5 separate regions of the Mus musculus genome follow, and regions 1, 2, 3 and 5 are each linked to region 4. The links are chromatin loops, found by intact Hi-C in ENCODE. Cell type or tissue: left cerebral cortex. All regions are shown on one strand.

Region 1 (5,000 bases), 93 kb after region 4:
GAACTGTATTGCTCAGCCCAGCCCAGGGGCAGCTGACGGAGACAGGTGAGTTTGTCTGTGTCACTCCCAGGCAAGACCTACAACAAGGGCATCTGGGAAAGCCTTGTCCAACCTCTTGAGTAGCCAGACTCTGTTCTCAGAGCCTCTCTGGGTCTTGCTTTCCCCTATCAGCCAGACAGGTGGTATTTTTGTAGAATCCTAGGGTCAGACTATGCTTGGTTGGACGGTTGGTGAGAGCCATTTTCACCCAGAACCCGAGACTGCTGCTATGTGTCCTGACAGCTCTCTCCTGCCTCAGGGAGTTCTCAGATGCCCTTGGATATCTGCAGTTGCTAAATAGCTGTTCTGATGCTGCCGGGGCTCCTGCTTGCAGTTTCTCTGTCAGCTCCAGCATGGCTGCCACCACTGGTGAGCTCCAGACCCCCGTCCTGACTCCTGCCAGACCCAGATACAGTGTGGCTGAAAGTCAAGCACCTTTCCCTCTTCTGTAGGCCCAGACCCAGTGGCCAAGTGGTGGGCCTCACTGACAGCTGTGGTGATCCACTGGCTGAGGCGGGATGAAGAGGCAGCTGAGCGCTTGTACCCACTGGTAGAGCATATCCCCCAGGTGCTGCAGGACACTGAGTGAGTCCCCAGCCAGGTCCCTCCCGCCCAGTCAGCCCCGCAGTACTTTGCTTAAATATCTGTACAGGAGGACAGTGCTGTCCTCCCAGGAGTCTAGAACCGTGGCGGGAGATCTCAGGGAGGGCTGTAGTTTGGTCTAACTTCCTATGTCTGCCATGGCCCCAACAGGAGACCCCTGCCCAGGGCAGCTCTGTACTCCTTCAAGGCTGCCCGGGCTCTGCTGGACCACAGAAAGGTGGAATCTAGCCCAGCCAGCCTGGCCATCTGTGAGAAGGCCAGTGGGTACCTGCGGGACAGCTTAGCCTCTACACCAACTGGCAGTTCCATTGACAAGGTGAGGGGTAGGGTGGGTTCCTGTCTAGGCCAGGGTCACAGCTGTCCATTTCCAGGTTCTTGGTGTTAGTACAGAATAATGCTAAATGGATTTACCTCAGTTTTAACGACGGCTTAAGTCTTGGGGAGAGGGGGCTTTACTGTTTCGCCACCACCAGGAAGGAGGGTGTGGGGAGCAGACTGGCAGGGTTCCTGTTGGGAGCCATTGTTGGGAAGACTGCGGGCTTGTAGCAGGAGGCGGTGCATGTGTTGAGGCAGATGCAGTGCTTCAGTGATGCAACCTGGAGTCAGGCCCCAGTGCTGTGGACTTCCTGCCCTTACTGACGCTGCCTTGAGACAGGGTGGCCCTCAGCTAGGGAAAGCTTGATGTCCATAGGGAAACTCCTCCCTCTGCCCTGCCTGCTATCCCAGGCCATGCAGCTGCTCCTGTGTGATCTACTTCTTGTGGCCCGTACCAGTCTGTGGCAGCGGCAGCAGTCACCAGCTTCAGTCCAGGTAGCTCACGGTACCAGCAATGGACCCCAGGCCTCTGCTCTGGAGCTGCGTGGTTTCCAACATGACCTGAGCAGCCTGCGGCGGTTGGCACAGAGCTTCCGGCCTGCTATGAGGAGGGTGAGTCCCACTGTTCTCACACTGAGGGGCATGAGGTAGGAAGCCGGGAGTGGGGGGACAGTAAATCTGAAACGGGTGACTACTCCTTGCCTCTCAGGTATTCCTACATGAGGCCACAGCTCGGCTGATGGCAGGAGCAAGTCCTGCCCGGACACACCAGCTCCTGGATCGCAGTCTGAGGAGGAGGGCAGGTTCCAGTGGCAAAGGAGGTGAGGAGGTGGCTGTGCTTACAGGGCTGGTGAGGGTCAGGGGCCGTCTTGGTCTAGTGAGACATACTGAGAGCTGACTTACAGAAATCAGCGGGGATGACAGTTTTTGAGGCAGTCATAGGAAAGAAGCTGAGCCCCCCTGTGTGCCCAGCCCAAGTGGAGAAAGCAGCCAGACTGGGAGTTCCACGTGGAAGAGCTCAGCTACTTTGTCCTGCACATGGGGTGTGGGCTCGGCCAGACCTAAGCCTCCCTCCCTTTGATGTGATCTGTGCAGGCACTACAGCTGAGCTGGAGCCACGGCCCACATGGCGGGAGCACACCGAGGCCCTGCTGTTGGCATCCTGCTATCTGCCCCCTGCCTTCCTGTCGGCTCCTGGGCAGCGAATGAGCATGCTGGCCGAGGCGGCACGCACCGTAGAGAAGCTTGGCGATCACCGGCTACTGCTGGACTGCCAGCAGATGCTCCTGCGCCTGGGCGGCGGAACCACCGTCACTTCCAGCTAGACCCCAAAGCTTTCCCTTGAGGACCTTTGTCATTGGCTGTGGTCTTCCAGAGGGTGAGCCTGACAAGCAATCAGGACCATGCCGACCTCTAGTGGCAGATCTGGAAATTGCAGAGGCTGCACTGGCCCGATGGCACCCTCTTGCTCTGTAGGCACCTTAGTGGCTTTTCCCTAGCTGAGGCTCACCCTGGGAGACCTGTACATAGTGTAGATCCGGCTGGGCCTGGCTCCAGGGCAGGCCCATGTACTACTTTGACTTTTGCAAACTTTATTTTCATAGGTTGAGAAATTTTGTACAGAATATTAAAAAATGAAATTATTTATAACTTCAGTTTTGTTTATCTGGGTAGGCAGATGTCTGCCTCAGCTGATTGCTATCTTTCCTGGCTTGTCCTTTGGGAAGCCGGACTTCCCATCTGTTGTAAGGTGTATTTGCTGGCTTGGTGATGCTATGTTGAGCCACCTTGGCCCTCTGATCTCATGGCTCATAACCCTTGAGGGGCCTTGATGGTCTCAGTTGTTCCTTTGCCTTCCAGCCCTCCACCAGGTAATAACCCCGTATATCCAGAAACACACACAGTTCCCTAGTCATCTCTGTGCACCAGCATAGGCGAAGGATCAGGGCCCATTAGTGAGTAGACTGGGAACCCTGTTTGTGTCCCCCGGCCCCTTCCCTCTACTCCCAACCCCTTAGGGAATCTGGTCGGCATCCACAGGCCGCACACTTCCAAAACAATCGTGGTATCTTTATTGACTTTTTTTTTTCTGAATGCAATGACTGTTTTTTTTTTTTTTAACTCTTAAGGAAAATAAACATCTTTTAGAAACAGCTCGATACACACAATCTTCAGTGTGAAGCAATATACTAATAAGAACACTAGTTGTCTTAACATTTACAGTCTTCATATATATTATATATATGTATATGTATACATATATATACACTATATAACGAGGCCAGATATAATACACACGTTTACCATTTTACAGTCATATGTACAGAACGTTGCAGGGAGAAGGGGCTGCATCAGGCCTATTAAAGCGTGGACAGAGCTGAGGACACAAACGGACAGGTGGGGGCTGGCCGTGGTGGTGGTGATGGTGGTAGTTGCTCGGGGAAGGGGCATCACTTTGGCCCCGACCCCAGCCAAGGCCAGGTTAGGGCTCTGTGCTGTGGAGCACACGACGCACAGCAGCGACACACAGAAGCGAGCATGTTCCCAACATATATACATTCTATGTAACATATATATAGAGGGGTACACAGGTTTGTACACGAATCTAGCACTGTCTCCGCCTATGAGCCGAGTGAGCTGAGTGGCAGTCCCTGAATCCCATGTTGGTGTTTTGTCTGGGACAGCTGCACATCTGCTAGAGGGTAGCCAGGCCCAGTCTCCTCAGGCTTCCAGACGGGGCTCCAACAGTGGGGTGGAAGACTGGAAAGGGGACAAACAGAAGCCATAGGGCGCCACCCCAGGCCAGCCCGCATCAAGGATAGACTGGCCTGAGCCCAGGCTGCCACGATCTTGGGCAGATCCATGCCAAGTGCTGAGCCATGTCCCCCGCCGCTGGGCCTCTAAGAAAGGCTTGGGTCTGCCCCACGTCGTCCACTGAGCCAGCAGCCTAGCCTCTTCCCAGGGGCACAGCTTGCATGCCACGTCTTTTTCAGAACTTGCAGGGGACTTGCCCCCCGCCTGAGACATTGTGCCCTGGGTCTGGCCACTCCCTGGCCTGCCTTCGCCAAGCCTGGCCCCGGTTTTCTTCGCAACCTAGGCCTCACGCCAGCGCCCAAGGCAGCCGGAACCTAGACCCTGGATGGGATCAAGGACCGGCTGTGGGCGCAGCTCTTCTTCCTCGGAGTTTCGGCCACACGGGGATTACAACGGCAGCCTCTGTGGGAGGGACAGCCCGTTACTGTTATCACCAGCCGCTGCCACCCCTGTCCTTCCACAAGAACTGTGCAATCACCCTAGACTGGCAAAGTAACTTTAGGACCCAGCCTGCACCCCTCCCTACTCTCTGGCAGGGCAGGGAGAAACTGGGTTAGGTAGGGAATGCTTTCTCTGGGGAGCCTGCTCACCTACCTTATGTTTGGGGCACTTCAAAGTAAAATTCTCCTCAATGAACGTGCAACCTGTGAGCAAAGAAAAGTTTCTGTGGTGATGCAGAGCCGGCTGGCTGCCAGTGTTAGTTCTGATGCCCTGGTCTTGCTCAGAACCCTCATTAGTCCAAATCCCCCCAGAGGTGCAGCCCCTCTGCCTCTACCCTGCTATGTCCCTTCCTGGCCTCCACTCCTAGACACCCCCCCTGCCCCACCCCCACCCTGGCCACCACTACCTGGCCATCTCCCTCCTACCCAGGTCTCCCCAAAGGAGAAGGAACACTCATTCTCAGACATGCCCACTCCTGACCCAACCTCCTGCACAGTGGCCAGGAGAGGTCCATGCTCAGAAAGCACCCCATGATTGCTTGGGTGACTGACAACTGCAGAGTGGAGTCTCAGGTCTTGACTGAAATGTCAGCTACAGAATCTCAGCCTCTATATTGTAGATCAATCACAATGTCACCTACTGTGTGCTCTCATGATCCTTCTTCACGTTCAGAGGAAATGTTCCACACGGAAGGGCTTATTCTTAAGAGACAGCAGTAGGAGGTTACAAGGTCCAGGTCTAGATGAATCCCCCAGATGTCCACAAAGGATGGCTAAGCAAGCCAGTTG
Region 2 (5,000 bases), 120 kb before region 4:
GCATGCACATGGAGGTCAGAGGACAACCAGCAGGACTTGGTTGTGGCTTTGAGGGACTGAACTGAGGATGTTGGGTTTAGTGGTCAGCGTCTATACGTGGTGAGCCGTTCAATGGTCTATAGCCCATGATTTTATATAACTGGGGAAGGGAGTGGATGCACCAGGGAGCTGATTTTTGCTTATCAGGACACAAACGAAGGCCTAAAAGTGGGGCAGAAAAAGCCAGTAAAGACAAAGGAAGAAGCTAAGAGTAGCGTCACACACATGTATCAGCTGCTTGGGAGCCTGAGATAGGATCACTTGAGGTCATGGGGTATGGGGAGGAGGAGAACGGGCTTGACTTACAGATAGCTCTCTGTGCCCCATTCATTCATACATTCCTATTTTCTTTCACCTTTGACTACCTACTATGTGCTAAATAATGCTAAGAGCCAACTGGTAAGTCTGTAATACAGAAGAAAAGATGGCAGATCAAGCACCTCCACAATGGAAAACAAAAAGCATCCATGCGCTTAAATTGACCCTTTGCCTATTTAGTGAACTCCTGAATGTGTTCCTTTGTTTATGCCGTGCCTCCCTAGGGTATGCTTTGCTCTTTTTGTCCTCCCCAGGTGGGAGATATTTTTGTGTATCTTTGAAGTATGTAAATTATTAAGTCCTTCTTCTTTAAGAATCCACTTGTCAATGTTAGGAACAGCTACACCATAGAAACTTGTCAGGAGAGGAGAGGCTTTTGAAGGAAGGGCTCGCTGTGGGGTTGGAGGAGGAGGTCCTGCAGTGCAGAGACCTTTGTGAGGCCATTGCCACCCTCCTGCTGTTTTCTGCCCAGAGGAGGATGTAGTTTGGAGAAGCAGCATATGAGGTAAATTCCCAAAGAAATAAAAGCTTGAAGTCCTGTCCTGTTCCTACCATTTACAAATTGCCTCCTGTCCAAGGCAGCTTCTCCAAGTTTCTGCCACTTAAGAGACGTTACCTGCTTTGCCATTCTCATAGGAGTGTCAGGGACCAGACGGCTATCTGCTTTTGAAGTAGAGTTTTATTGGAACAAAGCCACATACTCATACATATTGTCTGCTTTCATTATATTGGCCAGAACAGCCTAGGGTATGGACCTCCACTCCAGATGAAAAGCAATTTGGAAAATAGTGCACTTATGTATTTGGCTGCAAGAATTTTTTATTATCATATATTTATTTGTGTATGCATGTATTTGGGCATCCATGTGCCACTGTACATGTGGCGATGAGAGGACAACCTCTGACAGTTGGTGCTCTCTTGCTACCTTTACATGGGCTTGGGAGATTAAACTTGGAATCAGACTTGCTTGTAAGCACCTTTACCCACGGAGCCATCTCTCTGACCCTGGCAGAATTTTAAATACCTTTATTAAGATATAATTTACTTAAGGGGCTAGAGAGATGGCCCAGAGATTAAGAACACTTGTTGCTTTTACAGAGGAATGGGTTCAGTTCCCAGCACCCATATAGTGACTCACAGCCATCTGTAACTCCAGTTCCATGGGATCAGATACCCTCTTCTGACCTTGACCTCTGTGGGTACAAAGCACATACATAGCACATGTACATACAGTCAGACAGAGCACTCACAGGTGAGATAAAATTTTAAAAATCTAATACATATAATTTACTTAGCATACAGTACATTCCCTAGTATATATTCACTAATTTGAATGACCATCACCGTCAGTTTAAGAACATTTTTATCATGGTAAAAAGTAGTCCGTAGGGGATAGAGTGCTGGCTCAGGCTTAAGAGCACTGGTTGCTCTTCCCGAGGACCTGGGTTTGGTTCCCAGCACCTACATGCAGCTCACAGCCATCCATAACTTCAGTCCCGGGGGATCAAATGCCTTCTGGCCTTGGGCACAAGGCGTGCACATCGTGGATAGACATACATGCAGGCAAAATTCCTAAACACATTAAAAAAAAAAAGGCAGCGAGTACCCTTTAGTACCATCCACCTGCCTGGCCATCTCCCCAGCCGTAGGCAACCATTACTTCCTTAAAGATTTCAGTTTTAGACATTGCATTGTGTGGAGCTTAGGACTAGCCTTTTCTACTTAGTAATTGAGTATTTATGTTCTCAAGGTCTGTCTGTGTTGTATCATACATATATCCATAGTCCAGTCTTTTTATTGCTGAATAGCTTGGTGTAGAAATACACATTTATGGACACGTGAGTTGTTTCTTACTCTTTGGTTGAGTAATGAATGATGATGAATGATGCTGATACAGCACTTTTTGTGTACAAGTTTTTGCATGGGTTTGGTTTTATCTTTCCTGGCTATATTTTCTAAGCTTAAAATTGCTGGATCAAATGGAAATTAGCTCATTAAGGAATAGTAAGATTAGTTTTTGTTTTTTGGGGGTTTTTTGGTGGCGAGGGGTGTCAAGATAGTTTTTCTGTATAGCCATAGCTGTCCTGGAACTAGCATTGTAGAGCAGGCTGACCTCACACTACAGAGATCCATCTGCCTCTGCTCTCAGTTGTTGAGATTAAATACCTGTGTCCCCACCTCCTAGCCCTTAAGGTTGTTTTTTGTTTTTTAAGGTGGATGCAATGTTTTAAATTTCTAGTACTAGTGCATGAAGTCTCAAATTTCTTTATACCCTCACTAAAACTTGTTATTGTCTGACTTTTTTATTATAGTCACCTCAAAGGGTGTGATGTAGTATTTCAGTGTGGATTATTAATTACATTAATTATTGAGATGGTCTTTCTGTGTATCCCTGGATGGCTTTGATCTCCATGTAGACCAAGTTGGTCTCAAACTGCCTACCTCTGCTTCCTCAGTGCTGTGGTTAAGGGCACACACCACCATACCTGGCCTGAGTTGGAGGCTTTCTTTATATGTTTATGTTAAACGAATTTTGATGTCTGAAAACCACCACTTAGAGATGTCATAGGATTATAAAAGGTTAACTATTTTGAATTTAGCTTTAAGGTCCAAGACCCACCAGATGGCGCTGTTTTAAAAGATAACGGTATCATGATTGTATGGTTGACACAGATTTTTATTGTAGTCTGGGAATTGTAGTCCTGTGCCTTTAGGTTCTTAAAAGTGGGGGGTAGGGGGCAGCTCCTAAACTGTGAGTGGTAGAATAACCATACATTAGACAAGAGGGATTTAAGAAGGAAGTGACACTGAAAACCACTTGTTTCTGTATATGGACTTAAGCAACGTCTCAGGGAAGAAAACTAGAGGTTATTAATTTCTCATTCTTCTTATGACTAGCTTTTCAAAGTTGTTCTCTCCTGTCTTTGTTTTGTTTTTTGTTTTTGTTTTCTTATGGCTGCCTCTTTGTTTTTCATTGTTTGTATATGTGTCTGGATATATGTGCCACACATGCATGTGGAGGACAGAGACCATCTTTATGTGGTCATCTCTCCTTTCAAACTTGTGTGGGATCTGGGGATTGAATTTAGGTCATTGGGCTTGCATGATAAGCACATTTACCTGCTGAGCCATCTTGCTGACCCTCTCCGTGTGTTTTGAGACAGGGCTGCTGAATTGGCTAGGCTAAATGGCCAGCAAGCTGCAGGGATCCTCTTGTTTGTTCCCACTTCTTCAACACTGGTATTGAAAGCTACATGACTATTCTCTGGCTTTTTATATAGGTACAGGGCATTCAACTAGATCATCATACTTGTGAAGCAAGTACTTCATCAACTGAGCCTCATGTAAGCCATTCTAATCCTGAAAATTCTTTTCTTTTTTTTTTTTTTTTAAAGATTTATTTATTTATTATGTCTAAGTACACTGTAGCTGTCTTCAGACACACCAGAGAGGCCGTCAGATCTCATTACAGATGGTTGTGAGCCACCATGTGGTTGCTGGGATTTGAACTCAGAACCTCTGGAAGAGCAGTCAGTGCTCTTAACCACTGAGCCATCTCTCCAGCCCCCACATATGAACTCTTAACTGCTTGCTCAGAGGTCCTTTTGCAACTCAAGATGGGATAAGGATTCCTCAGTCTGGATTCCCACCATCCACATGTTCTTGCTGTCATTGAAGTCACTTATTCATTTTGCTCTCACTAGACAGAACCTCTGGAGAGCACATCTCATCCCCAAGGCTGGTCCTTGAATGTAAGGACCAGTAGGAAGACTGGTGTTTGCCCTGTGTCAAAACTTCAGACTGAAAAGCCCTGTCTAAAGCCTTTGAATATGAAGCCATTATCTCTTGGGTTCTTTTGCCTTTCTACTGTCTTGTTTTCTGTGTGTCTTTATTTCCTCTCTAATCACCTTACTATCCATACTTTTAAATTCTTATTCAGATATAGAGGTAGCCCTGGCTAGCAGAGCATGCTAGAAGATGAGGGTTATAGGAAACTTAGCTGTCCTGGCAGCTTTGGGAGAGTCGGTCCTTCACAGTCAGTTTCTGTCCTTTCTGTGTCCCATTTCTTTCACCCATTTCTCAAGCCTGTGTCAAGAATTGTTCTCACTGACTTCTGCCTGGCCAGACTTTTGCATGTTACCCAGTAGAGGCACCAGAATGCACAGTGGATGTAGTATACAACTTCAATCACAGATAGGAAAGGAGGCTGTGGCCAGCCCACCAGGTAGCAGATAAAGTAGGGAAATTTAACGGTGGCAGAAACTTACCTATTTTGTTGTAGAATGTGTGCAATAGTAGAATGGTGTTATAGTTTCAGATGATATGGTCAATTGTATCATTATCTCAGTGGCCAGAGCTGATAATTCTTATAATTATTCTTTTATAATTTTGTACATATATATTGTCTAAGTCAGTGTTCTATTGCTGTAAAGAGACATCATGACCAAAGCAGCTCTTATAAGAGAAGGTATTTAATGGAAGCTTGTTTATAGTTTTAAAGGGTTAGACCATATCGTCATGGTAGAAAACATGGTGGCAGGCATGGTGCTGAAGAAGTAGCTGAGAGCTACATCTTGATCCACAGGCAGCAGGCAGAGAGAGAGACAGAGCCTGGCATAAGCTTTTGAAACCTCAAAGCCCAT
Region 3 (5,000 bases), 59 kb before region 4:
TTTAAAAGGGACATCTTAGTGTCCCTACTTCCCAGATAGGGAAATTGAGGCTTGAGGTATGTGTGTATGTGGGGGGCCGGGGGGGGGGTCTGTGACCAAAGTCATAGAGTGAATTACTGACAGAGACTGAGATGGAACCTTGATATCTTTATTCTCATCGCAAACACTTCATACGGCACCAAATGAAATACCTTATTGCAGATCAAGAGGATGGATATAACAGCCAAACTCTAGAATGAGTTATCAGTGTATCGGGTACCTCTCTTTCAGTGAAACGAATCAGGCCAGGAAACTGGCTGATGGACCCTTTTCCTACTTGCTTTTGCTAGTTTAAGATTTTATACGCTCTTTTCTTTTTCAAAAGCCCGATTAAGTCTCAGTACAAGTGTAAAAATGACATGTGTGCTCATTTTACAGATGAGACGGGTCAGGTCGGAGTCCTCCAAGAAGAGTTACAAGACAGACCTCAATCATGCAACCTCTAATCTTCTGGAGCTAAACTCTTGATTCTTACCTTCCTAAGGACTGTCTCCCCTTGCAGTAGACGCTTCGTTTGGTTGCTGGGGAACCAAACACCGCCACTTGGTTGCTAAGGGGAAGTCAAGCGATAAATATCCTGGGTGAAAGTTGATTCGTCACGTGGCCATATTTCTAACACCAACCAGACTTGAAGAAAACAAACGTTTCTCCAATCAGCACAGTCAACGAGCTTCAACTTCTAGTTACGCTTTCTTTCTGCCCGCCTATGTAAACGATTGACACACCTTTTATCCAATAATAGTAAAGATTCTCTAGACTGACCAACGTGCTAATGAATCAAGAAGAACGGCCACTCGTTTGGAGGCGGGTCCGGGGGTTGTGCCGCTAGGCTGACGGAGACCCTAGTGACTTAGCTTGCTTCGTGCCCAATCGGACGCCGCGGGGTGGGTGGGACTTCACTGAGAGTGGAGTGTCGTCCAATCGGAAGTGGGCTGGTTAGACGCTGCCCAATAGAGATGCACCCAGAGGGCGAGGTCAGGCCGGGCGCTCAGCGTTCCGGAGGGTGGGGCGGGGGCAAGTGTCAGTCAGGGCAGAACGCGGCGCGGGCAGCGGAGACCCGTGGCACACAGGAGTCCGGGCTGGAACGAGGCCCGCCGAGATGGAGTTCCTGCTGGGGAATCCGTTCAGCACCCCTGTAGGGCAGTGTCTTGGTAAGGCCGCGCGTGGGGCAGGCGTCGAGTGAGCCACAGCGGCTGACCGGGCTGGTGAGATCCGCGGGCCTCCTCCCGGCACTGAAATCACCTCACGTGCGGGTTGGGCCTCTGCCAATAAGTGGTGTCATCTCAAAGGTGGACTGGGCATCCTTGTCACGAGGCCTCTGCCTGACGCTGGTGCCACCTCACCCTACAAGGAGGCTCCCCCGAGGTGCCGATTGGACTTAGAGAGGTCCCCGGCATCCCTGCCCATCAGGGCCCAGCCTTTCAAGTCTCTCCCCAGAAGTAGTGTCCATGCTAGTCTGCTTACCCTTGCGTATTGGGAGATGTCACTGCGAGTACTCTTCCCCAGGTATCTCGCTGCCTTTGCTCCCAGGGCCTCTGTCTCCCGGAGCCTTTGTGGAATGGAACTCTTTCTTCCGTCCTTGTCCCTGCTCATTGGTACCAATGGCTCTGAGGCTGGGCACTTTCCCAGAAAATGCCCCATGCTGCACGACTTCTAATTTGAGCTGCAACTCAGTCAGGCTGTAGGAGGGACTGGGATGGGGGAGGCCCTCGGGGAAAGTGACTGGCTTGGCAGGGGGATGGCGTGGCGGCAGAATCTCCTAGGCCTCCTAGGAAAGAAGGGAGGCAGGGCTGCTTTGTTGATAAGCAGTCCATTGGATCCCGGAAACTTGGACTCCAGTAGTGACTTTGCCAGGGACGCTCCTCCTGACCTTGTGCGCTTTATATTTTGACGTTCTCTTGTCTGCCACACGGGGTATTTGGAGATAAGATGTGGTGGGACTCTTCAAGTTCTAAAGTTCTGAATCTTCCTTGTTGATATTAAGCGTCTCCTTACATTGCCTCTTGCTCTCCCACTACATAAAGTGGTAGTAGAGTAATCAGAGCAGCTGTCAGTAGTGTAAGGAGTTAGAGGCGGGCCGCATGCTGCATAAGGAATGGCACTGGCCGCTGTGAAGTTTCCTTACAGAAGAAAACACTGGCAGACCAGGGAATAGTCCAGTGGTAGAGCATTAACTTAGCACACACAAAATCCTGGATTTGATCTAGGATCCAGCACTGCAAGTAATGAATAATAAAGCAATTTGGCCTTTCATCCAAGGTGGGAGCTTATGCCAACAGATCAGTCAAAAGTGCTGACTAGCTTTAAAAACAAACAAACTTGGGGCTGGAGAACTGGCTCACCGGTTAAAGACATTGGCTGTTAATCCAGATTCAGGCCCTGGCACTGCATAGTGGCTCACAACTGGCTGTAACTTCACATCCAGGGGATTGATTGCCCTCTTCTGGTGTCTTTTATATACATACCTAAACATACCATGTAAATGGTGCACAGACAGGCAAACAAAACGCCCACATATGTAACATTTTTGAAAATTAAAGTTGGGTCTGCCGGCTGGTTGAAATCATCTTTTATGAACTGGGCTCTGTACTATCCTTATGGGTCTTATAGTTCAAGCAGTAGAGACTTGCTTGTTTCTACTTTGTATATGAATTTATAGCCTACTTTTCTGTTGTTAAGCTTACAAACTTACGGAGGCTTTTTCTGTTGTTGATTGACATTTGGGAGCATTCTGTTCCTTTTGGGTTTTTTGTTTGTTTGGTTTTGGTTTTTGGCTTTTGGCTTTTTGTTTTTGTTTTTTGAGACAGGGTTTCTCGGTGTAGCCCTGGCTGTCCTGGAACTCACTTTGTAGACCAGGCTGGCCTCAAACTCAGAAATTCGCTTGCCTCTGCCTCTCACGTGCTGGGATTAAAGGTGTGTGCCACCACACCCTGCCATTCTGTTCTTTTTTGATAAAGTGTCTTTTATAAGTGATCATGGATTCTGGGACCTGAAAGTCTTTTCCCACTTCTATGACGCTTCTTTCTCTGATGTTCACTCAAGTATCTCTTTTTCTCTGTATGTATATGTGTGTGTATGTAAATACTGCAATTTTATGTGTTTACATATAAACACATATATGTGCATGTATATATATAAATATTTCAATTTTATGTGTTTGTTTTGCCTTCATGTATGTCTATACACCACTTGATTCCTTGTGCTCACAGAGGCCAGAAGAGGGTGTCAGAACCTGGAACTGGAATTACAGACAGCTGTGAGCTGCCATGTGGGTGCTGAGAGTCAGACCTGGATCCTTTGGGAGAGCACCAGTGCTCTCTACCACTGAGTTATCTCTCCAGCCTCCCCTCTTATATTGAAAAGATTTTATTTTATTTATGTATGTGTGTGCATGCGTCGGTGTGAGTGTGAATAGGGTGCCCGTGGAGGAAGAAGAGGGCATCAGATTCCATGGTGCAGAGTTACAGGCATTTGTGATCCAGCTGATATGGGTGCTGGGATCCAAACCCCAGTTCTCACGATTGGGCAGCAAGTGCTGTTCAGCACCGAGTCCTCTCTGCAGCCCCGACTGTGTCTCCCACCCACTCTCCTTTCTGTCTTCCTCTTCTCTCCAAGTGCCCTTTCAGCGCAGTCTAAATTCACTTCTCCACCCAATGTTGAGCTCAAGCCAGGGAACTAGAGGGGTGGAGTGGGGGGTAGGGGAGGGAAGCTGAGGCATATGAAGGGCAGAATGTAGAGAGAAGTAAGGGATGTAGGGCCATTTGAATGGATGGAAATAAGTAAACATGTTAGATGTGACCTGCATCAAATGACCTTGATTATGGAACCTCAGAAGGTTGTGTAGGCATTCCAAGCCTGAGAGTGACTGTCTGCTGAGCAAAAGGAGGGAAGGGCGGGGAGAGACCTGTGTCTTACTGAGTGCTTACTTTGAAGGGTTCATGTCTGCTAGCACTTGATCTCTTATCTAGAACATTGTAGAGACTCTGTGAATTGCGTTCTCTGTTTACAGCAGAACAGTCAGGGCTGGGTTTTCTATCAGAAGTGGCTATGTGATCTGGCTGGTTTATGATCTGTGAAGGAAAGTACCCTCCCAGGCCTTAGATCATCCACTATTGCTTATAAAAGACACTTAAAGGGCTGGATAGGTTTTTAAAAAATACTTATTTATTTATTTTATGTATATGAGGGCTCTATCCTTATGTACACCTGCATGGCAGAAGAGAGCATCGGATCCCTTTACAGATGGTTGTGAGCCACCATGTGATTGCTGGGATTTGAACTCAGGACCTTCGGAAGAGCAGTTGGTGCTCTTATCCACTGAGCCATCTCTCCAGCCCGACCTAGGTGATTCTTATTATGAGCACTTGTTCCTCTTACAGAGTTCACAAGTTCAGTTCCCAGTATCCACATGGCAGCTCACAACCAGGGAACTGGTGTTACAGGGGATTTGACACCCGTTTTTGGCCTTTGTGGTATGTGAGTGGTGCATATGTACACATACAGGCAAACACACACAAAATAAATAAGAAAAGGAAATTTGATCATGAAGATGATAAAGGGAGCATGTTGCTAGGCAGCTACGAGCCAGCAGCTGGGCCTTGGTCATTTTAGCATATAAAAATGATAAATTGAGAGGTTGAAATTTTAGTGGATGTTCTGTAGGATTGTGGCAAAGAGTAAAGGTGATTTTTGGTACTTTAATTTTTTAAAAAGTATGTACCTATGCTCAGAATGGTGGTGAATACTAGTAATCCCAGGAGGAGGTGGAACCAGCAGGATTATGAGTTCAAAGCCAGCCTCAGCTACATTGAGAATGTGAGGCTGTCATGGGTTATATGAGACCCTATTCCAAGAAACCATCATCAGCAACAAATGGTATGTTTTGGGAATGGGGAAAGGGTGTAGAGAAATAGTGACCACAAGGCTAATGCGTAAAACAGTGGCTGAGGGACTGAAGAGAT
Region 4 (5,000 bases):
TCTGCTCTTCTACCTTGTTTGTACCCCCTCTCCCTCTGTCATCATTGCTAATCATTCTTCATTCTTTGGACTGTCAGGTTAAGAGCGCACCTCTTGGCTAACATTTGTTCCTGGTGTCCTAGCTCTCTGCTTGTAAGTCTGTGATCTGGCTAAACTCCCTGAGGCAAAGGTTCTGTCTTGACTTGCTATTCCCATCACAGTCTAACACATGACCCACAGTGGGATGTCCCCCACCCCCAACACCAAGGTATCTGCTAGGCTTCAGCCAGAGCTCTACCTGAACACTGAGTCCCAGGAGACTTTTATTTTCTCAGTCAACAGGAGAGAGCAGCCTGTTTGGCTAGGATAAGCGATCAACCTCCTCCCAGCCTGCTGGCTTCTTCAGGGGCCCCTTCTCCTGGTGGTAGCTGGTAGCTGTGGTGATGGCCACCATATGTTTGCATCCCAGCCCTCCCTAGCTCCTTTCTGTACTCATTTACTCCACACATAGCGTATTCCATTGAGTACAAAGAAAGGAATACATCAGACTAGTGACTCTGCACCTGGAGAACACACCCCACATGCATTTTAAATCTGTGGATTCCCCTTAAGGGAATTCCAGTTAAAAAAGAACTTGGGTCAGCAGCCTTGGGCCTGTGTGGCTAACAAGCTCCTATTTTCTCTGTTGTTGGGCTGGCCTGAAGGGCTTCTTTGTTTGGGTAGGGGTGGATGTGATGCCCTAATGAGGCCCTGTGGAATCCTGGCTCATACACAGCAGCCTGCGGGGTGGAACTCTCCAGGCAGGAAAGCAAGTTGGTGAGTTTGTGGGTTTGTCAGATTTTAAAGAACACAGAACAGTGTTAAAGGGGTGAAAACTAACTGGAGTATTGTATTCTTGGTTGGATTCAGCACAAAAATACAGAGCAAAGGCTGAAGGAATGTGAGTAGTGTCTGGAGTTTAGCTAATAGTACTACACTGTGTTCCGTGTTTAAGTTTTGACAGATGCACACTGGTTATATAACATGCCAATGTGGGAGGAAACTGAGATGAGAATTCGGGACTATTGGTGCTTCTCAGTAAATCTAAAATTGCTTCAAAACAAAAAGGGTATTAATAAAGAAGGAAGAAAGGACAAGGTCAGTCTCACGCCCTTCTGCCCCTCTTACCCTGGTCTTGGAGCCCTCCTCTACAGTCAGGAAGGCTGCTACAGGCACTCTCCTTTTTGCTCCAGGCAGTCTGCTCCTTTGTCCTTGGTGTTCTTTGTTTGGGAATAGGTTAGGTTACAAGACCAGGTCCAGCCAGAGGATGGGAGTCATGTGGTTACCAGGAGCTCCTACCTCCTGCCCTGCATCAAGGGACTGGGGACTTCTTAGCCTTTCTTCACTTGTTAGAAACTGCAAACCGGGGGCTGGAGAGATGGCTCAGCGGTTAAGGACACTGACTCCACTTCCAGAGGTCCTGAGTTCAATTCCCAGCAACCACATGGTGGCTCACAACCATCTGTAATGAGATTTGATGCCCTCTTCTGGTGTGTCTTAAGTCAGCTACAGTGTACTCATGTATATTAAATAAATAATTTCTTAAAAAAAAAAAAAAAAAAAAAAAAAAGAAACTGCAAACCTGACTGGAAAGGAAAGGGAGGGCGAAGAACCTGATGTATGTGGGAAGCTGATGGCAGCTGAGGATGTGCCCAGTGGTCAGACAGTTGCTCAGCATGGTCAGGTCCCAGGTTCCATCCCTGTGGGCTAGATTGAAGGTTGTGTACTTGTTAAGCAGCAAATTGCATCCTCTGTTCTATTTTTCTATTTAAAGGGGTTTTGTGTATTCCTGAAGATTCAGATGAGTAGCTTCGAGGGCAAGGGACTACTGGGGGGCTAGCAACAACACTGTACTCCTCTCCTGCCTCCTGCCCTCTTCCAAGAGCCAGGATGAAATATACCTCTTTCTCCTAGCTGGTTCTAAATCCCCTAAGGGCTTTAAATATTTAGATTCATTAAAAAAAAAAAAAAACGTGCAGTTGCTGCTCCTTCACCCTAAAGATGAAACAAGCCAAGCTTTGAGGCTTCTTCCCACTAAGGGAGCTCTTTATACCTTCCATCATGAAACTTCTGGCTCAGAAACCTAGAAATATGAAAGGGCTAAAGGACATTTGGAGCTCCTGGATGCTTGAATCTGGTGAACTGTTTTCCTGTAGATGGCAGTGGTGACACATGAGTGCTCATGGAGGTCTGGAGGGAATGGTGCTGGCAGGGAGAACCCTTCAGACAACAATAGTAACAAGTGTCAGCTCCTAGTATGGCTGTGGAGGAGGAGTTATTCGGGAGGGGAGGCTCCAGCAGGTGTTTTCTCTATAGTATTTAGTTTCCCTTCAGGCAACTGTGTAAAGGAAATCTGTTGTTACTATATTTTACAAATGTGGGAAAGGTCTGGTACCCTGGGGTACCCGTTACCAGAAGGATCAAGACAGCAGAAGTCTGAGTTCACTGCCATTCCAGGCTGCCACTGCCATGCACAAATGAAGGGCCCTGGCAGTCCAAAGCCAGCTTCTTTTTCATGCAGGAGAGGGGGTGGGGTGGGAATGTGAAACAGGCCCTCTATGTAGCACAAGCTGATTTTGAACTTGTGATCCTCTTGCCACAGGTTCCCAGTGCAAGGATTACAGGTATGTGCCACCATGTCCAGCAAGGTCAGCCACTTAAAGACACTCAACAGCAAGTCTAGCTAAGGGCAAAAATGTACTTTTGGCTCTTGAGCCACTAAAAAAGGTAGAATTTCTGAGAACCCAGAATTGCCTAGGAAGCTCCATGCCTGACCCTTGAGGTACTGTGGTCAGAAGACGTCCAGTGAGGTGGTGGCTCTGTAGTGGCTGGGCTGGAGCAAGGCCCCAGGTCAGAGGTGAGCCGGGGTCCTCATGCAGTTGCTGCTTTCACCCCCAGTAGAGACTGCTGTTCTGCGGGATAGAGCTGAGCTGAACCTTTGGACGTGTGCGCTCATCACCGTCATGGTTGTGCTTTGATGGGTCTGTGCAGGCAAAGGGTGCTCATTCCTACGACTTCTATTCAACAAAGAAGTGGAGATGGTAGCTAGGCTAGTTAGGAAAGAGAAGAAAACAGAAGGCATCCAAAGGGAAAGAGAGCGGTAAATGCTAGGTTAAGATGTTGAAGGTTCAGAAACCCTGCCATGGCAGCCAACAAAACACAAAAGACTGTCCTTCAGAGTGGTCCATAGTATCCATGGGAGATGGGGCCCTTCCTGTCATCTCTGTCAGAGAGCCCGAGGATGGCAGAGACAGTAGATTGCTGTGGAAGTTGACAATTAGAGAGAAAGGTGAATTGTGAAGAGCTGCAGCCCAGCCTTCACATTTCTTTGTTTTGTTTTGTTTTTCGAGACAGGGTTTCTCTGTGTAGCCCTGGCTGTCCCAGAACTCACTCTGTAGACCAAGCTGGCCTCGAACTCAGAAATCTGCCTGCCTCTGCCCCCGAGTGCTGGGATTTAAGGCATGTGCCACCACTGCCCGGCTACATTTCTTAGGAAAGAATGGAATTTTTCCAGTAGTGGGGGTTTCTACACATGTACATGTAGTGCTTGATTGGTCATTTGAAAACACCTCAGCAGAGAACTCTTATATCTCAAGAAAATACTGAAAAATTTTTTGAATTGTTGTAGCTAGTAAATTGGATTTTTTTCTGTTATATATTTTTTAAAATTTATTTTTATTATATTTATTCATTCATGGGAAGGGGCAGAGGATAACTTGTAGGACTCTGTTCTTTCTTAGCATGTGGGGCCTAGGGATCAGCGAGCACTTTTACCCAATGAGTCATACAGTGTTAAATATTTTCCCTCCCCACAGTAGCGGTTTCAATATTCTTGGGGGCTCTTTCTTACAAATAGAGTTTTTGAAATGTGGTTTATGTTGAACATGAGTGTTTCTGCCAGTAAAGAATAAAACAATTGTGTGTTCGTGTGTGTGTGCGTGTGTGTATACATGGGTATGCAGATGCTACACTCCACACATAGAGCACAGGAGTTGGTTTTCTCCTGCTGTCTTGTTGAGGCCTAGTTTCTCTTGTCTCTGTCATGATGAATACTCGAGACTAGCTGGTCTGCAGGCTTCTGAGCTTCAGGCAGTGCTGGCTCTGCCTCCTGTCCTGCTGCAGGAATGCTAGCCCTGCAATGATACTTTGTGGAAGGCTGTAGGGTTGTATACTGTGAACTGCAGAATATTGCTGCAAGAAGCTAGGTACGGTTGTTTGCACAAATACTCAAGAGGCTGTGGGAGGATTGCTGCAGTTGAAGGTTGTGAGCTTTGTAAGCAGTAATTCATATTCTCTCTCTCTCTCTCTCTCTCTCTCTCTCTCTCTCTTTCTATATAAAGGGATGAGTGTGCATTCCTTGAAGATTTAGACCAGTGGCTTTGTGGGCAAGAGGCTGCTGTGTGGACAGCAACAATGCTGCACCTCCCCATCTCCTGCCCACGTCTGAGGGCCCGGAAGCACAGCTCTTTTTTCCTAGCTGGTTCTAAATATTCTTGGGGTTAAAATATTTAGATTCATAACAAAAACTGTGCTGTTGCTGCTCCTTTACCTTACAGACGAACCAAGCCAAGTCTAGGGGCTTCTTGCTGCTAACAGAGCTCTTTGTGGAGTTGCGTGGATATGCCTGGGCAGCGTGTCAAGACTGTCTTAGAATACCAGACAGACGGACCAGCAGTGTACACATAGACATAGGCACACACTGCTGAGAGAGATTAAAGACAAGTGAATGGACAGACAGTTTTTATTAAATGGAAGGGAAGACAGTATTAAGATATTAATGCTTGGGGGGAGCTGTCTAGAGAGATGGCTCAGTGGGTAAGAGCACTGGCTACTCTCCCAGAGACCTGGGTTCAATTCCCAGCAACTGCATGGCAGCTCACAACTGTCTATAAATCCAGTTCCTGAATATCTGACACCCTAACGCAGACATACATGTAGGCAAAACACCAGTGCCATAAACATTAAATTAAAAATATATATTA
Region 5 (5,000 bases), 410 kb after region 4:
TAGAATTATTTTGTCCTCAGATTGTAAATGTTCAACATATCTGTCCAGTATAAAATCTCTATTCATACATCAACCCTGGCTCAGGGTACTGGGGCACCGTGAGGGTCAGCTCTGTGCTCTTTGGGGCGTGTTCTTGTGAAGTAAGAAAGACACTTCCCTGTCTCCTCCTCTTCCCACCGCCTCCTTGTGTGTAGTTTAGAAGTCTTCAGCTCAGGCCCCTGACTGCTCATCTCTTCAGAAGTATTTATGCTTCGGCTCAGCCCATTTCCCGAGGCCTTTAGTCATGATTCAGGTTCTAACTGTCCCAGTCTCCACTGTGAGTCTTGAACCACCCAGGACTCTGTTCTGTGCACAGACGGCATTATTACACCTGTTCTGAATTCTGACTCTGGTCGAATGAACTCCTGGTCCTTGTGTCCACTTCTCTTGCTTTGGAGCCAGCTGCCTGTCATCCACTGTGGTTGATAGCCAAGACCAAGCCATTTTTAAAAACCCTCCCCCACCTCGGTTAAATTGTGGTAATTTATTTCCTTTAACTACCATAATTAGTACTCCAAAACTAAAGTAACTTGCCTGCGTGATTCCCATCCCCACCCCTGCAGAGCAGACAATGGCCAGAAGAGATGGGAATCTATTTTAAAATAGAACATTAGTAATTCTCTGAGATTCCATGCAATGTATTTTGATCACATTCGCCCTCCCCCTGAGGCACTTATCAATCATCTACCGTTCTTTACCTCACCAGTCACCCCAGCACTGGCCTATTGCAGGCCAGAAAAGTCTACAACCTTCTTCCCCACTCGCTTCAGCCCTGTAAATGCATGGCAGGCTCTGAGGCTTACAGGCATCCCCCCCCTCTACAGAGAGGTCCCGAAGAAAAGCCTCCTGCTATCTTAAGTCCCTTGCTTGGTTTGAATGTGTTTTGCTGAAATGTGCTTGCTGCTGGCAACATCCCTAGCAGGAGGAAAAGGAGGGTCTAGAGAATTTAAACCTGCTAGGAAAGCAGGGACAGGACCCTGTATGAGGGGCGGTTTCCTGCTCCTGGGAGCTTTCCCACTCCAGGACCTTAAATGGGTGACAGATTACTACATACTGCAGGAAGAAAAGTGCATGGATGTCGGGGCAGGGTAGGGGGAGAGTCCACCCACGGGAGGATTTCCATGTGGGACCAAAGGGCAGGGGTGAGTCCTGCAAGGGAAGGGCCTCTCACTCCCCAGTGGCATGGTTTGTCTCCTCTCAGGAACTGGGGCTACTCTGCTCTCCTTTCTCCTTCCTGTATCTGTGGTCCCTCCCTTGGCCTTGGCCTTGGCTCCTACTTCTCTGCTCCCACTGGCGACCTGCACCTTCCCTCACCGTAAGCTGCTTGCAGGTCCCTCAGTTCCTTTCTTGGCACCTGCCGCTGTTGCTCCATTTCTGTTTTGGTTCTTCCCTTCCTGGGATGTCTAATCCCTTTTTCCCATAGGATGAACTCAGTGGTGCCTAGATGACCACATCTCACTCCCAGAATCCATGCATGAAGGCAGGCATGTACGCATGTACTCGCATGCACGCACGCACGCACGCACGCACGCACACAGCATGAATTACTCAGGCTTAAGTGTACTTATGGTTTTATGGTTCACACCACAGTGTCATTTTGCCCCTGCTGTCTCCATTTGCAGACCAGCAAGCATCCCACCAACAATACCTCAGACTCTGCTTAAACTGTCATTGTCCCTGGATGTCACTGCCTGCTTCACCCACACCTTCTTCCTACCCCCACAAAACAGACCTTGTGCTGGGTGTTGTGTTCAGAGCAGGTGGATCTCTGAGGTCAAGCCCAGCCTGGTCTACAGAGTGAATCCCAGGACATCAGGGTTACATAGTGAAAGCTTGTTTGAAAAACAAAAACAACAAACAGCAGAAAAAATTAAACAGACACAGCACACTTGTGTTCTCTGCTCGGCTGTGTGTGTGCTTGGTGGTGGGAAAGTGCAGCTTAGTCTGTCAGTGTGGGTCTTAGCTTTTATTGTAAAATCACCACCCCCTGCAAGACCATGTGTTGAAGGTAATATGGGGGGGCCTGTAGGGCATGGGGCCTAGGGGAAGGAAGTTAGGTCATTGGGAGGGATACTCAAAGGGACCCTCATCCCTCCTCTACACTTGTCGTTTCACACCTCAGGCACAGAGTGAACACTGGCTCCACTGAGTGACCCCACCATAATACTCTTCTTCATCCCAGGCTCAACAGCAAAAGGACCAACAGACTGTGGGCTGAAAGCTTTGGTCTTAGTCCCTAATAAACCAAAAATAAACCTTTCCTCTTTTTATCTTAACCTTGCTTCATAGTCACTTGGGGAAATTTATGATATCGCAGCACACAGCATAGGCTCAGGAAGCATTGGGGTCTTCTGTCCTCTTCCCTAGACTCTCTTCTCCTTGCATAAGAGTCCTGTGGAGTTAGGACTCCGGAGTCCTGTGGAGTTAGGACTGTAAGTTGTCATAAGGCTGGGACTTGGGAGGATGATCGCTGGCAGGGCAGGGCAGGGCCTGGGTCAGTGGGGTCGGAAAGCAGAGGCTCCAGGCTGGAGATGGGGCCTGTGTAGGGAAGAACTGCACTGGCTGAGCCTGGAGACTCACACATCCAATAATGCCAGGCCCTTCTCAGTGGGGGGAGCAGCTGATGTGAGTCATATCCCAGTGCTCAGACAACAGTGCCTGAGGTTCCAAGACCCAGCCCAGAAGGTGCCTAGGTCAGAGAGAAATGCTGGTGGCTGGGAACAACAGGCTGAGACTTCCCAGGGATGACTGCAGGCTTCAGGGAGGCACAAAGGGCTCCAAGGTTCTGGAGCCAGTCCTCTGGCGCCATCAAGTGGCCATCTTTACAAACTGTAGTTCCTCTGTCAGATTTGTTTCACTCAGTGGTTCTCAACCTTCCTAATGCTGCAACACTTTATTTAATACAGTTCCTTATGCTCTGGTGACCCCTCCCCACACCATACAATTATTTTGTTGCTACTTCATAACTGTAATTTTGATGTTATGAATCATAGTGTAAATATCTGATATGTCACCTGAAGTCACGACCCACAGGTTGAGAACCTCTAGAATTTGCCCAGTAGTGGAACTAATTAATAGATTCTTGGAGTTTGCATTAAGTCCACAAGTCCTCTGTGCAGGCAGGCGTTCATTAAGTGGCAAGTAGCTTGGTTGTTACTGACCTTCTGTGAAACCTAGTCTGTACATTCAAGCCAGCTGTAGCAGATCTAATCAAGGAGTTTTCAAACCGCAGAGACACTCACTGGGGAGGCTGTTCATATGTGGCTTCCATGTATTTTTATCCTGTAGAGTCGTTTTTAAAAGAAGGCACAACATTGGGCACAGAGAGAGAGAGTGGGTGCTTCCACTTCCCCTGCCAGTCCTCAGCCATGGGTGCTTGATAGCTACTTGTCTGATGAGCGACACTCAGGAATCTAACTGGCAGTTCTTCCTCGACTGCACCGACGAGGTAATGCCAGCCCTTGTGCTCCCTGGGTACAGAATCCCAGCAGATAAACGCAGCCACTGATGCCTGTGTTTTGGGGACAGCTTTCAGACTCCTGGGGCACCTCCAGAAGGATCCAGTGCGTAAAACTCTCACCATGTCTCTGCAAGGACAGACAAGAAGTTGGGGCCTTCTCATACCCAGTGGAGCCTCCCAGACAGGGAGCACCATTTGTTGGAAGGGTAGCAGAGCTTTGGGCTCTGAAGGAGCTTGCCTAAGAGTGTCCCTAACTGGTGAGGAGGGCCTCCTGGTCCTCCTGGATCACCACAGGATTGGTCAAATGCTGCTCTCAGCAACCCTAGTATAAATAGGAGGACTAGTGAAGACTGGATGCCAGGCTACTCCATGAAGGGCCCCAGAGACCACAAACTCCCTGAGCAGGAGGTAGGAGGGAGAAACCCAGAGAGCGCTGCAAACCTCAGCAGATATGGTGGCTAGTTTTATGTCACCTTGACACGCTAGAGTTAAGTAAAAGGAGGGAAACTCAATCCAGAAAATATCCACCTAAGATCTATCTGTAGGGCATTTTCTTAGTTAATGATCAGTGGGGGAGGGCAGCCCTTTGTGGGTGGTGCAATCTCTGGAATGGTGGTGGTCCTGGGTTCTGTAAGAAGGATGAGTGAGCTACAGGGAGCAAGCTATCCCTCCATGGCCTCTGTGTCAGCTCCTGCCTCCAGGTTCCTGCTCCGTTGTGTTCCTTCTGACTTCCTTCAGTGGTGGACTACGGATGTTGACGTGTGAGACAAATACACCCTTTCTTCTGCAACTTGCTTCAGTCACTGTTTCATCACAGTGATAGAAACCTGAAGACAAGTTAGTGCCAGGGGAATAGGGTGTGATGGCTTGTCAAGTTCCAGAGGGAAGCAAAGACTCCACGGGCCTTCTGTGTGCAGAATCTGTGGTGTCTGGTCGGCTGGGCTGAAGAATCGGCTGTGATTGACAAGAGACCAGACACGCTGAAGTGAAACCTTTGCTTGGCTGGGACAATGGATGCTGCTCAGCTGGAGATAAATTAGCCGTGACTAAGAAGAGACCAGCGTCACTGAGGTGGAATCTCCTGGGAAGTGTTTCCTGAGTCAGCACACAAGCTGTTCCAGAGGTGGCCCTGGTTGTACCTCATGTTAGCACCTGAACTTGGTCATGGGTAAGAGTCTGCCAAGAGCTACTGGTTTTGGAGGTGTGAAGGGGTCATGGAGAGCAACTGAAGCCTGGCACTTGAGAGGCCACTAGTGAAGGCACAGCTGGAGTAGCAGTGGAAGCTCCTGGTTTGAAAGGTCATGGGCAAAGTTGAGGCTTGGCACCATGAAGAGAGCCCGGAAGAGGCTACTGGTAAAAGCGCAGGCCAGTTGCAGCAGGAGACCCCAGCATTCTTGGATGTCAGGACCATGGGTGGACCGCCAAGAACAGCAGCAGCACTGAAGTGGACCCAGTTGGAGCCTATAAGACAAGCTGTGTGTGCTACAGAGGGTGGAGCTGG

The links. A loop is a pair of places that touch in the nucleus more often than their neighbours do. Peaks named below come from ENCODE experiments on the same cell type or tissue, not always from the same donor. Only the 100,000 strongest peaks of a DNase experiment are listed, where the experiment ranks them.
Region 1: it touches region 4 in a loop (5-fold over the local background); 19 of 42 quality-filtered maps call a loop at or near these places.
Region 2: it touches region 4 in a loop (2.3-fold over the local background); 15 of 42 quality-filtered maps call a loop at or near these places.
Region 3: it touches region 4 in a loop (2.2-fold over the local background); 11 of 42 quality-filtered maps call a loop at or near these places.
Region 5: a loop joins it to region 4, with 3 times the contacts of the local background. A loop is called at or near these places in 5 of 42 quality-filtered maps.

Annotation. Positions count from the first base shown.
Region 1 is chr11:60,197,204-60,202,203 of GRCm38, reverse strand. Rai1 (retinoic acid induced 1) reads right to left here. Exons shown (of 6, transcript NM_009021.2): 5 at 4,366-4,415; 6 at 3,009-4,173. The coding sequence ends at 4,159. Srebf1 (sterol regulatory element binding transcription factor 1) reads left to right here. Exons shown (of 19, transcript NM_011480.4): 13 at 1-45; 14 at 299-408; 15 at 492-624; 16 at 793-958; 17 at 1,369-1,569; 18 at 1,667-1,778; 19 at 2,053-3,120. The coding sequence ends at 2,282. Mir6921 (microRNA 6921) reads left to right here and starts at 1,587; the gene lies at 1,587-1,666. In left cerebral cortex, a CTCF peak has its summit at 2,378 (motif pointing left); DNase peaks (open chromatin) are centred at 2,366 and 3,898; H3K27ac peaks cover 359 bases.
Region 2 is chr11:60,410,368-60,415,367 of GRCm38, reverse strand. The region is part of intron 1 of Atpaf2 (ATP synthase mitochondrial F1 complex assembly factor 2); the gene reads left to right. Among named protein-coding and RNA genes, the nearest start is that of Atpaf2, 4.2 kb to the left of the region's middle. In left cerebral cortex, a CTCF peak has its summit at 2,972 (motif pointing right); a DNase peak (open chromatin) is centred at 2,990.
Region 3 is chr11:60,348,947-60,353,946 of GRCm38, reverse strand. Tom1l2 (target of myb1-like 2 (chicken)) reads left to right here and starts at 1,042. Exons shown (of 15, transcript NM_153080.3): 1 at 1,042-1,190. The coding sequence starts at 1,139. Drc3 (dynein regulatory complex subunit 3) reads right to left here and starts at 567. Exons shown (of 14, transcript NM_029044.2): 1 at 515-567. In left cerebral cortex, CTCF peaks have their summits at 1,737, 1,940 and 2,498 (motif pointing left); DNase peaks (open chromatin) are centred at 850, 1,679 and 2,431; H3K4me3 peaks cover 2,428 bases; H3K27ac peaks cover 1,295 bases.
Region 4 is chr11:60,290,147-60,295,146 of GRCm38, reverse strand. The region is part of intron 1 of Tom1l2 (target of myb1-like 2 (chicken)); the gene reads left to right. Among named protein-coding and RNA genes, the nearest start is that of Gm38501, 34 kb to the right of the region's middle. In left cerebral cortex, a CTCF peak has its summit at 2,164 (motif pointing right); DNase peaks (open chromatin) are centred at 959, 2,209, 4,164, 4,537 and 2 more places; H3K27ac peaks cover 3,803 bases.
Region 5 is chr11:59,877,962-59,882,961 of GRCm38, reverse strand. No RefSeq gene overlaps it. Among named protein-coding and RNA genes, the nearest start is that of Nt5m, 32 kb to the right of the region's middle. In left cerebral cortex, a CTCF peak has its summit at 2,857 (motif pointing left); a DNase peak (open chromatin) is centred at 2,820.